Linked DNA regions of Homo sapiens: region 2 is linked to region 1. Evidence: read pairs that join two places in POLR2A ChIA-PET (ENCODE). Cell type or tissue: K562. All regions are shown on one strand. Each heading gives the region's core, and the rest is flanking DNA. Links, peaks and the distances in the headings are about the cores only. Region 1 overlaps ARNT (aryl hydrocarbon receptor nuclear translocator). Region 2 holds the start of ADAMTSL4-AS1 (ADAMTSL4 antisense RNA 1).

Region 1 (4,521 bases), core at 1,927-4,426:
AAAAAGCAGTGAAGCTTGTAGGGCCTAGCGTGAGGCAAACAAGCTGCTTTTCTTCCTCCTATTTCTTTGCACCTGTCCTATTGCCATGTTCTAGGCTCCATCTCTGTGTGTCCTGGTCAGTGTGTGACTGTCAGTCTTTCTTGTCTTTTCCAAATTGTTATCAAATTTTCCTTAACCTGCAGGAAGTCAAGGGGATCTAGGGATAGCACTAGATTGTCCTTTGATTCCTAGCTTCTGTGATAAATCTATCCTTTTAATCTTTTACCTCATTTATTCACTCCTAGGAATAGTGGCCTAGCCCCTCCTGTAACCATTGTCCAGCCATCAGCTTCTGCAGGACAGATGTTGGCCCAGATTTCCCGCCACTCCAACCCCACCCAAGGAGCAACCCCAACTTGGACCCCTACTACCCGCTCAGGCTTTTCTGCCCAGGTAAAACTTATCATCTGTGTGTTCCCTGTGTATTATTTTTTGTTTGTTTGGGCTTTTTTCCGTATGTAAAATCAGTGTTTTCTATTTTAAATACCTTCTCCCCAACCCCTGTTCTCCGGTTTCCAATTTCCATCTTTGTTGAGAGTAGCTAATTAAAAATCACAGATAATAAAAAAAAATCTCAGTAGAGTCTGTGGTTTTCACCTTAAATCAGAATTGCTCACTTGGAACGTTTTGAGCACGTCTGATTTTCAGATTTGTTTTGGAGTAAATTCTAAGATGTTTCCTCTTTGTTTAGGACTCCATAAGGCAGGAGCAAAGGAGAAAATTAATGACTAACTTACAGTGATGTCTGTTTACAAAAAAGTTGAAAAATTCTTTTTTTTTTTTTTTTTGAGACAGAGTCTTGCTCTGTCGCCCAGGCTAGAGTGCAGTGGTGCGATCTTGGCTCACTGCAAGCTCTGCCTCCCGGGTTCACGCCATTCTCCTGCCTCAGCCTTCCAAGTAGCTGGGACTTGTACAGGCGCCCGCCACTGCGCCTAATTTTTTTTTTTTGTATTTTTAGTAGAGATGGGGTTTCACCATGTTAGCCAGGATGGTCTCAACCTCCTGACCTTGTGATCCGCCCACCTCAGCCTCCCAAAGTGCTGGGATTACAGGCGTGAGCCACCGCGCCTGGCTGAAAAATTCTTTTTTTTTTTTTTTCTTGAGACAGACTGTCACTTTGTTGCCCAGGCTCTGGAGTGCAGTGGCGCGATCTCGGCTCACTGCAAGCTCCGCTTCCTGGGTTCATGCCATTCTCCTGCCTCAGCCTCCCGAGTAGCTGGGACTACAGGGTGCTCGCCACCACGCCTGGCTAATTTTTTGTATTTTTAGTAGAGACGGCATTTCACCGTGTTAGCCAAGATGGTCTTGATCTCTTGACCTCGTGATCCGCCCTCCTCGGCCTCCCAAAGTGCTGGGATTACAGGCATGAGCCACCGCATCCAGCCGAAAAATTCTTTTATAATATTCATATATATAATATAACGCACAATAAATACACTGTCTAAAGAAAGATTCTTTAATATTACTATATATTTATGTTATACAAGTAATAGTTTTAAAAAGTCAAAACCAAAAGCAGGTTCCAGAATGTTATATGCAATACGATCTCAATTGTGTACAAAATGCATGAGAAAATAGAAACTGGAAGAAATTATCCAAACATGTTAACCATGGAATTATGAATGATTCTTATTTTCTTTATATTTTCCTTCACTTTCTGAATATTCTATAATGCATATACAGAACTCTCATGAGAAAATAGTTTTTATAAAAAATACATCATTAGGAACAAATGAATGCAGAACAGACAGAATAATGGTGCAGAGTAGTTTTTCTCTGCATATGGTACTTTTTTTGTTGTTTGTTTTTTTGAGACAGAGTCTCGCTGTTGCCCAGGCTAGAGTGCAGTGGCGCGATCTTGGCTCACTGCAACCTCTGTCTCCCGGGTTCAAGTGATTCTCCTGCCTCAGCCTCCTGGGTTGCTGGGATTACAGGCACGTGCCACCATGCCCAGCTAATTTTTGTATTTTTAGTAGAGACGGGGATTTCACCATGTTGGCCCGGCTGGTCTGGAACTCCTCACCTCAGGTGGTCTGCCTGCCTTGGCCTCCCAAAGTGCTGGGATTATAGGCATGAGCCATGAGCCACCCCGCCTGGCCTGCATATAATACTTTACTGTTATGAATGCCTCTAGTTTTATATAACTTCACAGTTTATAAGATGCTTTCATTTAATTCTTACAATTTTTATTAATCCCATAGTTCATTGCTTTTTTGTAATTTTATCTCAGCTGCCTAAAAAATAGTGTCAAGAGAGATTGAGAGTTAATTGGAAGAAATATACAATAGGAAATAAGTGATGAGCTTGGTTCAGAAGGATGCAGTGATTGACAGTGTTGACTCTCATAGGCATGGTATGTGCAATGATGTTAATGCTGTATTTGTTCTATATCCCCTCTCCATCTCTCTTTAGCAGGTGGCTACCCAGGCTACTGCTAAGACTCGTACTTCCCAGTTTGGTGTGGGCAGCTTTCAGACTCCATCCTCCTTCAGCTCCATGTCCCTCCCTGGTGCCCCAACTGCATCGCCTGGTGCTGCTGCCTACCCTAGTCTCACCAATCGTGGATCTAACTTTGGTGAGTCCAGACCATAAGGAGAGTAACAGGAAAATCGCACCACTAAAGAGAAAGGATTTGGTAGTTAAAGTTGTTTGCCTGTGTTGTGGGTACACTGACCTGATTGTAGGGAAATGCAAGGTGACAATCTATTTAGAATTTAAAACCTACCAGCTGGGTGCGGTGGCTCACGCCTGTAATACCAGCACTTTGGGAGGCTGAGGCAGGCGGATCACTTGAGGTTGGGAGTTCAACCCCAGCCTGACCAACATGGAGAAACCCTGTCTCTACCGGGTGTGGTACCGCATGCCTGTAATTCCAGCTACTCGGGCGGCTGAGGCAGGAGAATCGCTTGAACCCAGGAGGCAGAGGTTGCGGTGAGCTGAGATCGCGCCTTTGCACTCCAGCCTGGGCAACAAGAGTGAAACTCCGTCTCAAAAAAATAAAAAATAAAAAAAAAAAACTACCCACATGAAAAATACTTTAGCACATATAACAAAAATCATGTGAATTTTTATACATTTAATAGTATGCACATTTAACCTAAATGAGTAAAGAACTCTATGGAAAGGCTGCCTGGAGAAGAAGAATTAATTTAGGGCTGAGTTTTGAGATAGAAAAGGCATTGATTGGCAGAGAGAAGGACAGAGTTATCCTAGGTAAAATTAATGGCTTACCTATAGTTGTTTACTTGTGGCATTAGTACACAATGGAATTGTGTAGATTGGAGTTGTTTATTCTTCCTTGCTGTATTTCTAGCTCCTGAGACTGGACAGACTGCAGGACAATTCCAGACACGGACAGCAGAGGGTGTGGGTGTCTGGCCACAGTGGCAGGGCCAGCAGCCTCATCATCGTTCAAGTTCTAGTGAGCAACATGTTCAACAACCGCCAGCACAGCAACCTGGCCAGCCTGAGGTCTTCCAGGTAAGAGAGTGAAAAGACTTTCAAAAATTAGAAGCTGGGAGAGAAAGGGTCCAGGAGGAGGAGAGACAGTGAAGGAAGCATGCCTGGATTGAGGTGTTTGGTTGGGGGTATATGTGAGAAGACAGAGAGGGATAAATGTAGGGATCACTGTCAGTTATTGAAAAGATTGCAGAAGCTAGATGCAGTGGTGCTTGTGTATATGATGTCAGCCCCTTAGAAGGCTGAAGCAGGGGATCACTTGAGGCCATGAGTTCAAAGCCAGGCTGAGCAACTAGCCTGATCCTGTCCCTGTCAAACAAACAAAAAAGGAGTATGAATTGAGTGTGATACATACCATTTAACCAGAACAGACAAATTTAGCACCATAGGAAGATGCCAAAGAAAGTTACTTTAGCTCATTCAAATAGCTCCATATACCCAAGTCACAGTAGCTTTGGGTTTAAAAGAGACAGAATGATTAAAAATAAAAAGTAGTGCTCGCTTCAGCAGCATATATACTAAAATTGGAATGAATATAGAGAAGATTAGCATGGCCCCTGCGTAAGGATGACACACAAATTCATGAAGTGTTCCATTTAAAAAATTATAAAAAGTAAATGAAATAGAACATAATGATTATAGCCATAATGGTCTATTTACACAAGTCCTGAGGGACTGCAAGAGTGAATGGAGTAATCTTAGGCAGGACAAAGGAAGAGCTGGTTTAAAGCAAAGATTGAAAGAAAGCAAAACAGGTCTTGGTGGAAAACAAATAGGATAAGAGACTCCATATATGTCTATAGGGGGTTATATGAAATACAGCAAGCAGATTTTTCTCCCTTTGAAAATATTGAGAACTAGGAAAAGGAAAAAGGTGGAACTGTAGGAGGAAGACAGAAGGGATTAGGAAAAAAGGCTGCGATCTAAAGGAGTCAAAGTTGTTGGAAGTAAGGAAGGCTAAGAGCTCAGCACAGCAAAGACTCGGGGTCAGGGATGGTAGTGCAGGGGAATGGTGGAGTAGAA
Region 2 (7,740 bases), core at 549-3,048, 240 kb after region 1:
GTGTTAAGAGAAGCACTAAGAATGCCAGTGACCTGTGTAAAAGTTACAAGTAATAGAACTATGACTGTAAGCCTCAGTACTGTACAAGGGAAGCTTTTCCTCTCTCTAATTAGCTTTCCCAGTATACTTCTTAGAAAGTCCAAGTGTTCAGGACTTTTATACCTGTTATACTTTGGCTTGGTTTCCATGATTCTTACTTTATTAGCCTAGTTTATCACCAATAATACTTGACGGAAGGCTCAGTAATTAGTTATGAATATGGATATCCTCAATTCTTAAGACAGCTTGTAAATGTATTTGTAAAAATTGTATATATTTTTACAGAAAGTCTATTTCTTTGAAACGAAGGAAGTATCGAATTTACATTAGTTTTTTTCATACCCTTTTGAACTTTGCAACTTCCGTAATTAGGAACCTGTTTCTTACAGCTTTTCTATGCTAAACTTTGTTCTGTTCAGTTCTAGAGTGTATACAGAACGAATTGATGTGTAACTGTATGCAGACTGGTTGTAGTGGAACAAATCTGATAACTATGCAGGTTTAAATTTTCTTATCTGATTTTGGTAAGTATTCCTTAGGTTTTTCTTTGAAAACCTGGGATTGAGAGGTTGATGAATGGAAATTCTTTCACTTCATTATATGCAAGTTTTCAATAATTAGGTCTAAGTGGAGTTTTAAGGTTACTGATGACTTACAAATAATGGGCTCTGATTGGGCAATACTCATTTGAGTTCCTTCCATTTGACCTAATTTAACTGGTGAAATTTAAAGTGAATTCATGGGCTCATCTTTAAAGCTTTTACTAAAAGATTTTCAGCTGAATGGAACTCATTAGCTGTGTGCATATAAAAAGATCACATCAGGTGGATGGAGAGACATTTGATCCCTTGTTTGCTTAATAAATTATAAAATGATGGCTTGGAAAAGCAGGCTAGTCTAACCATGGTGCTATTATTAGGCTTGCTTGTTACACACACAGGTCTAAGCCTAGTATGTCAATAAAGCAAATACTTACTGTTTTGTTTCTATTAATGATTCCCAAACCTTGTTGCAAGTTTTTGCATTGGCATCTTTGGATTTCAGTCTTGATGTTTGTTCTATCAGACTTAACCTTTTATTTCCTGTCCTTCCTTGAAATTGCTGATTGTTCTGCTCCCTCTACAGATATTTATATCAATTCCTACAGCTTTCCCCTGCCATCCCTGAACTCTTTCTAGCCCTTTTAGATTTTGGCACTGTGAAACCCCTGCTGGAAACCTGAGTGACCCTCCCTCCCCACCAAGAGTCCACAGACCTTTCATCTTTCACGAACTTGATCCTGTTAGCAGGTGGTAATACCATGGGTGCTGTGACACTAACAGTCATTGAGAGGTGGGAGGAAGTCCCTTTTCCTTGGACTGGTATCTTTTCAACTATTGTTTTATCCTGTCTTTGGGGGCAATGTGTCAAAAGTCCCCTCAGGAATTTTCAGAGGAAAGAACATTTTATGAGGCTTTCTCTAAAGTTTCCTTTGTATAGGAGTATGCTCACTTAAATTTACAGAAAGAGGTGAGCTGTGTTAAACCTCAGAGTTTAAAAGCTACTGATAAACTGAAGAAAGTGTCTATATTGGAACTAGGGTCATTTGAAAGCTTCAGTCTCGGAACATGACCTTTAGTCTGTGGACTCCATTTAAAAATAGGTATGAATAAGATGACTAAGAATGTAATGGGGAAGAACTGCCCTGCCTGCCCATCTCAGAGCCATAAGGTCATCTTTGCTAGAGCTATTTTTACCTATGTATTTATCGTTCTTGATCATAAGCCGCTTATTTATATCATGTATCTCTAAGGACCTAAAAGCACTTTATGTAGTTTTTAATTAATCTTAAGATCTGGTTACGGTAACTAAAAAAGCCTGTCTGCCAAATCCAGTGGAAACAAGTGCATAGATGTGAATTGGTTTTTAGGGGCCCCACTTCCCAATTCATTAGGTATGACTGTGGAAATACAGACAAGGATCTTAGTTGATATTTTGGGCTTGGGGCAGTGAGGGCTTAGGACACCCCAAGTGGTTTGGGAAAGGAGGAGGGGAGTGGTGGGTTTATAGGGGGAGGAGGAGGCAGGTGGTCTAAGTGCTGACTGGCTACGTAGTTCGGGCAAATCCTCCAAAAGGGAAAGGGAGGATTTGCTTAGAAGGATGGCGCTCCCAGTGACTACTTTTTGACTTCTGTTTGTCTTACGCTTCTCTCAGGGAAAAACATGCAGTCCTCTAGTGTTTCATGTACATTCTGTGGGGGGTGAACACCTTGGTTCTGGTTAAACAGCTGTACTTTTGATAGCTGTGCCAGGAAGGGTTAGGACCAACTACAAATTAATGTTGGTTGTCAAATGTAGTGTGTTTCCCTAACTTTCTGTTTTTCCTGAGAAAAAAAAATAAATCTTTTATTCAAATACAGGGTGTGATATGGGTCTTTTCTCATCGACGCCTCTTTTTCCTTCCCTCTCTTAGGCAAACCTTTTAGAGAAGTCAGCTGAGCAAATATGTACAGGTGAATTCAAAGCAAAAGCCTCACAAAGTTGATTTGCCTTAGAGCAAAGGACAGTTCCTTTCTTCAATTCTAATTAGAGGTGTTGGGTTTTTAATTAAATATATTACTGCTGTACTTAGAGGAGTTCTTAAACCTCCAAGTAAAATCAAAAACCTCTTTAAAATCAAAATTTCTGTCTTGATTTATTTATTTATTATTTTTTTTTTGAGATGGAGTTTTGCTCTTGTTGTCCAGGCTGGAGTGCAATGGCACGATCTCCGCTCACCGCAACCTCCGCCTCCCAGGTTCAAATGATTCTCCTGCCTCAGCCTCCTGAGTAGCTGGGAATACAGGCATGCGCCACCACACCCAGATAATTTTGTATTTTTAGTAGAGATGGGGTTTCTCCGTGTTGGTCAGGCTGGTCTTGAACTCCCGACCTCAGGTGATCTGCCCACCTCTGCCTCCCAGAGTGCCAGGATTACAGGCGTGAGCCATCGCACCCAGCCTCTGTCTTGATTTTTTTGAATCACCAGGTGTTGGTATGTTTTGTTTTGTTTTGTTTTGAGGCACAGTCTCACTCTTTTGCCCAGGCTAGAGTGCAGTGGGGCAATCTCGGCTCACTGCAACCTCAGCCTCCCGAGTAGCTGGGATTACAGGTGCCCGCCACCATGCCCGGCTAATTTTTCTATTTTTGGTAGAGACGGGGTTTTGCCGTGTTGGTCAGGCTGGTCTTGAAGTCCTGACCTCAGTGATCCACTCGCCTCAGCCGAAGTGCTGCGATTACAGACCTGAGCCACTGCGCCCAGCCTTGATCTTGAGGTAAGAGGGTACTGTACAGCAGTTACTCTATCATAACACCTAAATAATACCTAAAGTTAAAGAGTTTTGATGAAGTTCTTGGCAGCAGTGCTTTTCCCCTTCTGCTTTCCAAAAGGAGGTAAAAAGAAGCCAGTCAATTTCAAAAACCCCTATCCTGCTTTTATTTTCAGCTACCTTGAAAGTGAGCTGAATCACCATGGAAATGTGCAAATGTGAGGTTTGCATACTTGGTTTTAAGCCCTGAGCACCATATGCTAATCAGGCAATCAGGATTCTGTGCCTCCCTGCAGTCAGTTGCATTTCTATTTAAAAGTGCATTTTGGTTTGGAAGCCCCTTTCTGGAGCCTAACTACCAAAAGGCAGCAACTTTTTGTATCATTACAAAGAAAGCTGTGTAAGTGCACTCCCAAGCAAAGGTGTGGTAGGAGAGTAGCAGCCACAGAGGACCCAAGCCCAAGTCTTGGCCTGAGTTAAGTTAGTGCTATTGCTCCCATTGACGTGCTATGATGTGAAGCCGTTTCTGGTACAGTGTTCCTTTGCTCAGCACCTTAAAAGCTTGGATTTAATAGTAACTGGGTAACCTTAATCAGTAGTCAGAATTATCAACACTTTGCTTTATTTGACACAACCAGACTTTCTCAGTTCCTGTTCTGTATCTAGAGCAACGTCTTCATACTGTTTTTTCACAAAATTTTTATTTAAAACAGTTGTGACAGCCGAAGGATTTTTTTTTTTTTTTTTACAAAATTAAAATGAAATAACTTGTACAACTGGTGCGTACCATGGCTCCAGCCAGATGCCCAAAGCACTGGCTATTAATTCCTGGAGTTCAGATGGTCAGTTGAGTCTATCCTAGTTTTTTGCTTCACTTGTTCAATCATGGAACTTTCTAGAACGCTGCCACTCTTCAAAGGCTTCTCAATTTCAAATTTGAAAACTTAATTCTCTCCCTCTTAGTTTCAAAGTTGTTACAGTGTTATCTATGTGAAGTATGTGGAAAGTTGGGGGCTGGGGATTTTCCTCCAGGCAGATTAAGAAACAGCTCTCCGGGTCGGGCGCTGTGGCTCAGGCCTGTAATCCCAGCACTTTGGGAGGCTGAGGCAGGAGAATCGCTCGAACCCGGGAGGCGGAGGTTGCAGTGAGCTGAGATCATGCCATTGCACTCCGGGGCCTGGGCGACAGAGCCAGACGCTGTCTCAAAAAAAAAAAAAAAAAAAAGGCACGGTGACTCACACCTGTAATCCCAGCACTTTGGGAGGCCAAGGTGGAGGGATCATGAGGTCAGGAGTTTGAGGCCAGTCTGGCCAATACAGTGAAACCCCATCTCTACTAAAAATAAAAAAAATTAACTGGGCATGGTGGCGGGCGCCTGTAATCCCAGCTACTTGGGAGGCTGAGGCAGGAGAACCACGTGAACCTGGGAGGAACCCCGGAGGTGGAGGTTGCAGTGAGCCGAGATCGTGCCACTGCACTTAAGCCCAGGTGACAGTGTGAGACTCTGTCTCAAACAAAATAAATACCTCTCTAGTGAGGTGGCTCACGCCTGTAATCCCAGCACTTTGGGAGGCCAAGGCGGGCTGATCACTTGAGGACAGAAGTTTGAGACCAGCCTGGCCAACACGGTTAAACGCCACTACTGGTGGCGGGCACTAGTAGTCCCAGCTATTCAGGAGGCTGAGGCAGGAGAATTGCTTGAACCCAGGAGGTGGAGGTTGCAGTGAGCCAAGATCATGCCACTGCACTCCAGTCTGGGTGACAGAGCGAGACTTCCTCTCAAAAAAAAAAAAAAAAAGGCCAGGGGCGGTGGCTTATGCCTGTAATCCCAGCACTTTGGGAGCCCAAGGCGGGCAGATCACCCGAAGTCAGGAATTTGAGACCAGCTTGGCCAACATGGTGAAACCCCGTCTCTACTAAAAATACAAAAATTAGCTGGGTATGGGGTCACGCGCCTGTAGTCCCAGATTGCAGTGAGCCAAAATCACACCACTGCACTCCAGCCTGGCGACAGAGCGAGACTCCATCTCAAAAAAAAACACCTCCGAAAATTTGGTGTCCTTTACTAATAATTCTTGGGAAGTAGAAAAAGGATATACGTAGCAAGCTTTTGTTCCCACACTATACTTGGTTTCTAATTTGCAGTTCCCTTCTTGACCTGCATAGAATAATAGTTATTTTCCATTGGGAAATGAGAAATCTTCAACATTGAGGTAAGTTAGGATTTTTTTTTTTTTAAGAGGTGGGGTCTCACTCTATTGCCCAGGCTGCAGTGCAGTGGGACTATCACGGTTCACTGCAACCTTGAACTCCTGTGCTCAAGCAATACTCCCACCTCAACCTCCAAAGTAGCTGGTACTACAGGTACCTCACCATGCCTTGTGTTTTGTTTTGTTTTGTTCATAGAGATGGGGTCTTGCTATATTGCCCAGGCTTGTCTATTTAGCAGGAGCTCTAGGCAGCCAGATGTTGAGAGTGTCTTCATTTTTCCATTACATGACAGTAGACTGCTTATTATGTATCATGAACTGTTAGATAATGGAATTATAAAGAGATCATTCTTCCCCTTAAGAAACTCAAAAAAAGAGGCCGGGTGCGGTGGCTCACGCCTGTAATCCCAGCACTTTGGGAGGCCAAGGCGGGCGGATCACAATGTCAGGAGTTCAAGGCCCGCCTGGCCAATATGGTGAAGCTCCGTCTCTAGTAAAAATATAAAAATTAGCCAGGTGTGGTGGTGGACTCCTGTAGTCCCAGCTACTTGGGAGGCTGAGGCAGAAGAATTGCTTAAACCCGGGAGGCCGAGGTTGCAGTGAGCTGAGATTGGGCCCCTGCACTCCAGCCTGGGAGACAGAGCAAGACTCTGTCTCAAAAAAAAAGAAAAAAAAAAGAAACTCAAAAAAAGATTGGGGAATAGTTCAAAAGAAACATGACAACTAACTACACATGTCAAAAAGCTATAAAGGACATGGGGACATTTGCGGAAATTTATGGATTGTATGTTACTACTGTATCGATGTTAAATTTCTTGAGTATTATACCTTGTTTTTAGGAGATGCATGCTAAAGAATTTATGCATAACGAATCCCATAATGAGAATGCAAATGTGGCTAGATGTTAAAGTTTGTGATCTAGCTGGGTGCAGTGGCTCATGCCTGTAATCCCAGCACTTTGGGAGGCTAAGGCAGGCAGATTGCTTAAACCCAGGAGTTTGAGACCAGCCCAGGCAATATGGTGAAACTCCATCTCTATAAAACATAAAAAAAATTAGCTTGGCATAGTAGCACGTGCCTGTGGTCCCAGCCACTGGGGAGGCTGAGGTGGGAGAAACGCTTGAGCTTACGAAGTCGAGGTTGCAGTGAGCTGAAATTGTGCCACTGCACTCCAGCCCAGGCAACAGAGTGAGACCCTATCTTAACAAAAAAAGAAACACACACACACACAAAGTTTACAATCTAGTAAGAGTCATAGACATGGACAGAAATAATTAGAAGGCACTGTACAAAGCATTGTAGGGTTGGGAAAAAGCAGGGTGACAACTTCTAGACGTAGAGGGTGGTAAAGAAGGCTTCATAAGAAATGTGAGGTTGGACCTTAAAACATGAGTAACGAGGCTGGGCACGGTGGCTCATACCTGTAATCCCAGCACTTGGAGAGGCTGAGGTGGGTAGATCACCCGAGGTCACCAGTGTGGCCAACATGGTAAAACCCCATCTCTACTAAAAACACAAAAATTTGATGAGCGTGATGGTGCACACCTGTAATCCTAGCTTCTTGGGGGGCTGAGGCCGGAGAATCACTTGAGCCCGGGAGGTGGAGGCTGCAGTGATCCGAGATCATGCCACTGCACTCCAGCCTGGGCAACAGAACGAGACTCAAAAAAAAAGATGAGTAAGAAACACGTACCAAAGCATGGAATTGGGAAAGACCCTCTGGGTGTATGGAGATGGGAGAAGCAGGGATGGACTGTGTAGGTAATTTTCTTATTCCATCTTCCTTCCCTGCCTTCTTTCTCTGCTCGCCGCTCTTGGTCAGTGAATACTGTATGACTTCAGTTTTTCCCATCTCAGGCCTTATATAAAAATATTAGAGCCAGGCGTGGCGGCTCATGCCTGTAATCCCAGCACTTTGGGAGGCCGAGGCAAGCAGATCACCTGAGGTCAGGAGTTCGAGGATAGCCTGGCCAACATGGCGAAACCCCATCTCTACTAAAAATACAAAAAAATTAGCTGGGCGTGGTGGCTTATTCCTGTAGTCCCAGCTACTCGGGAGGCTGAGGCACCAGAATCACTTGAACCCGGGAGGCAGAGGCTGCAGTGAGTCATGATCACGCCACTGCACTCCAGCCTGGGTGACAGAGCGAGACTCCATCTCAAAAAAAAAAAAAAAAAAAATTTGGCCAGGCACAGTTGTACGTA

The links. Peaks named below come from ENCODE experiments on the same cell type or tissue, not always from the same donor. Only the 100,000 strongest peaks of a DNase experiment are listed, where the experiment ranks them.
Region 2: POLR2A ChIA-PET joins it to region 1 with 5 read pairs; 13 of 35 experiments call an interaction of 5 or more read pairs at or near these places.

Annotation. Positions count from the first base shown.
Region 1 is chr1:150,812,170-150,816,690 of GRCh38, reverse strand. It overlaps ARNT (aryl hydrocarbon receptor nuclear translocator), which reads left to right. Exons shown (of 22, transcript NM_001668.4): 19 at 285-432; 20 at 2,452-2,614; 21 at 3,353-3,519. It also overlaps the pseudogene RNU6-1309P. Among named protein-coding and RNA genes, the nearest start is that of CTSK, 6.2 kb to the right of the region's middle. In K562, for the core only: a CTCF peak has its summit at 3,394; a DNase peak (open chromatin) is centred at 3,410.
Region 2 is chr1:150,569,250-150,576,989 of GRCh38, reverse strand. MCL1 (MCL1 apoptosis regulator, BCL2 family member) reads left to right here. Exons shown (of 3, transcript NM_021960.5): 3 at 1-2,432. It overlaps ADAMTSL4-AS1 (ADAMTSL4 antisense RNA 1), which reads left to right and starts at 2,438. Exons shown (of 4, transcript NR_104133.1): 1 at 2,438-2,866; 2 at 3,169-3,331. It also overlaps the pseudogene RN7SL600P. In K562, for the core only: no CTCF peak of the experiment used is centred there; no DNase peak of the experiment used is centred there; H3K4me3 peaks cover 1,172 bases.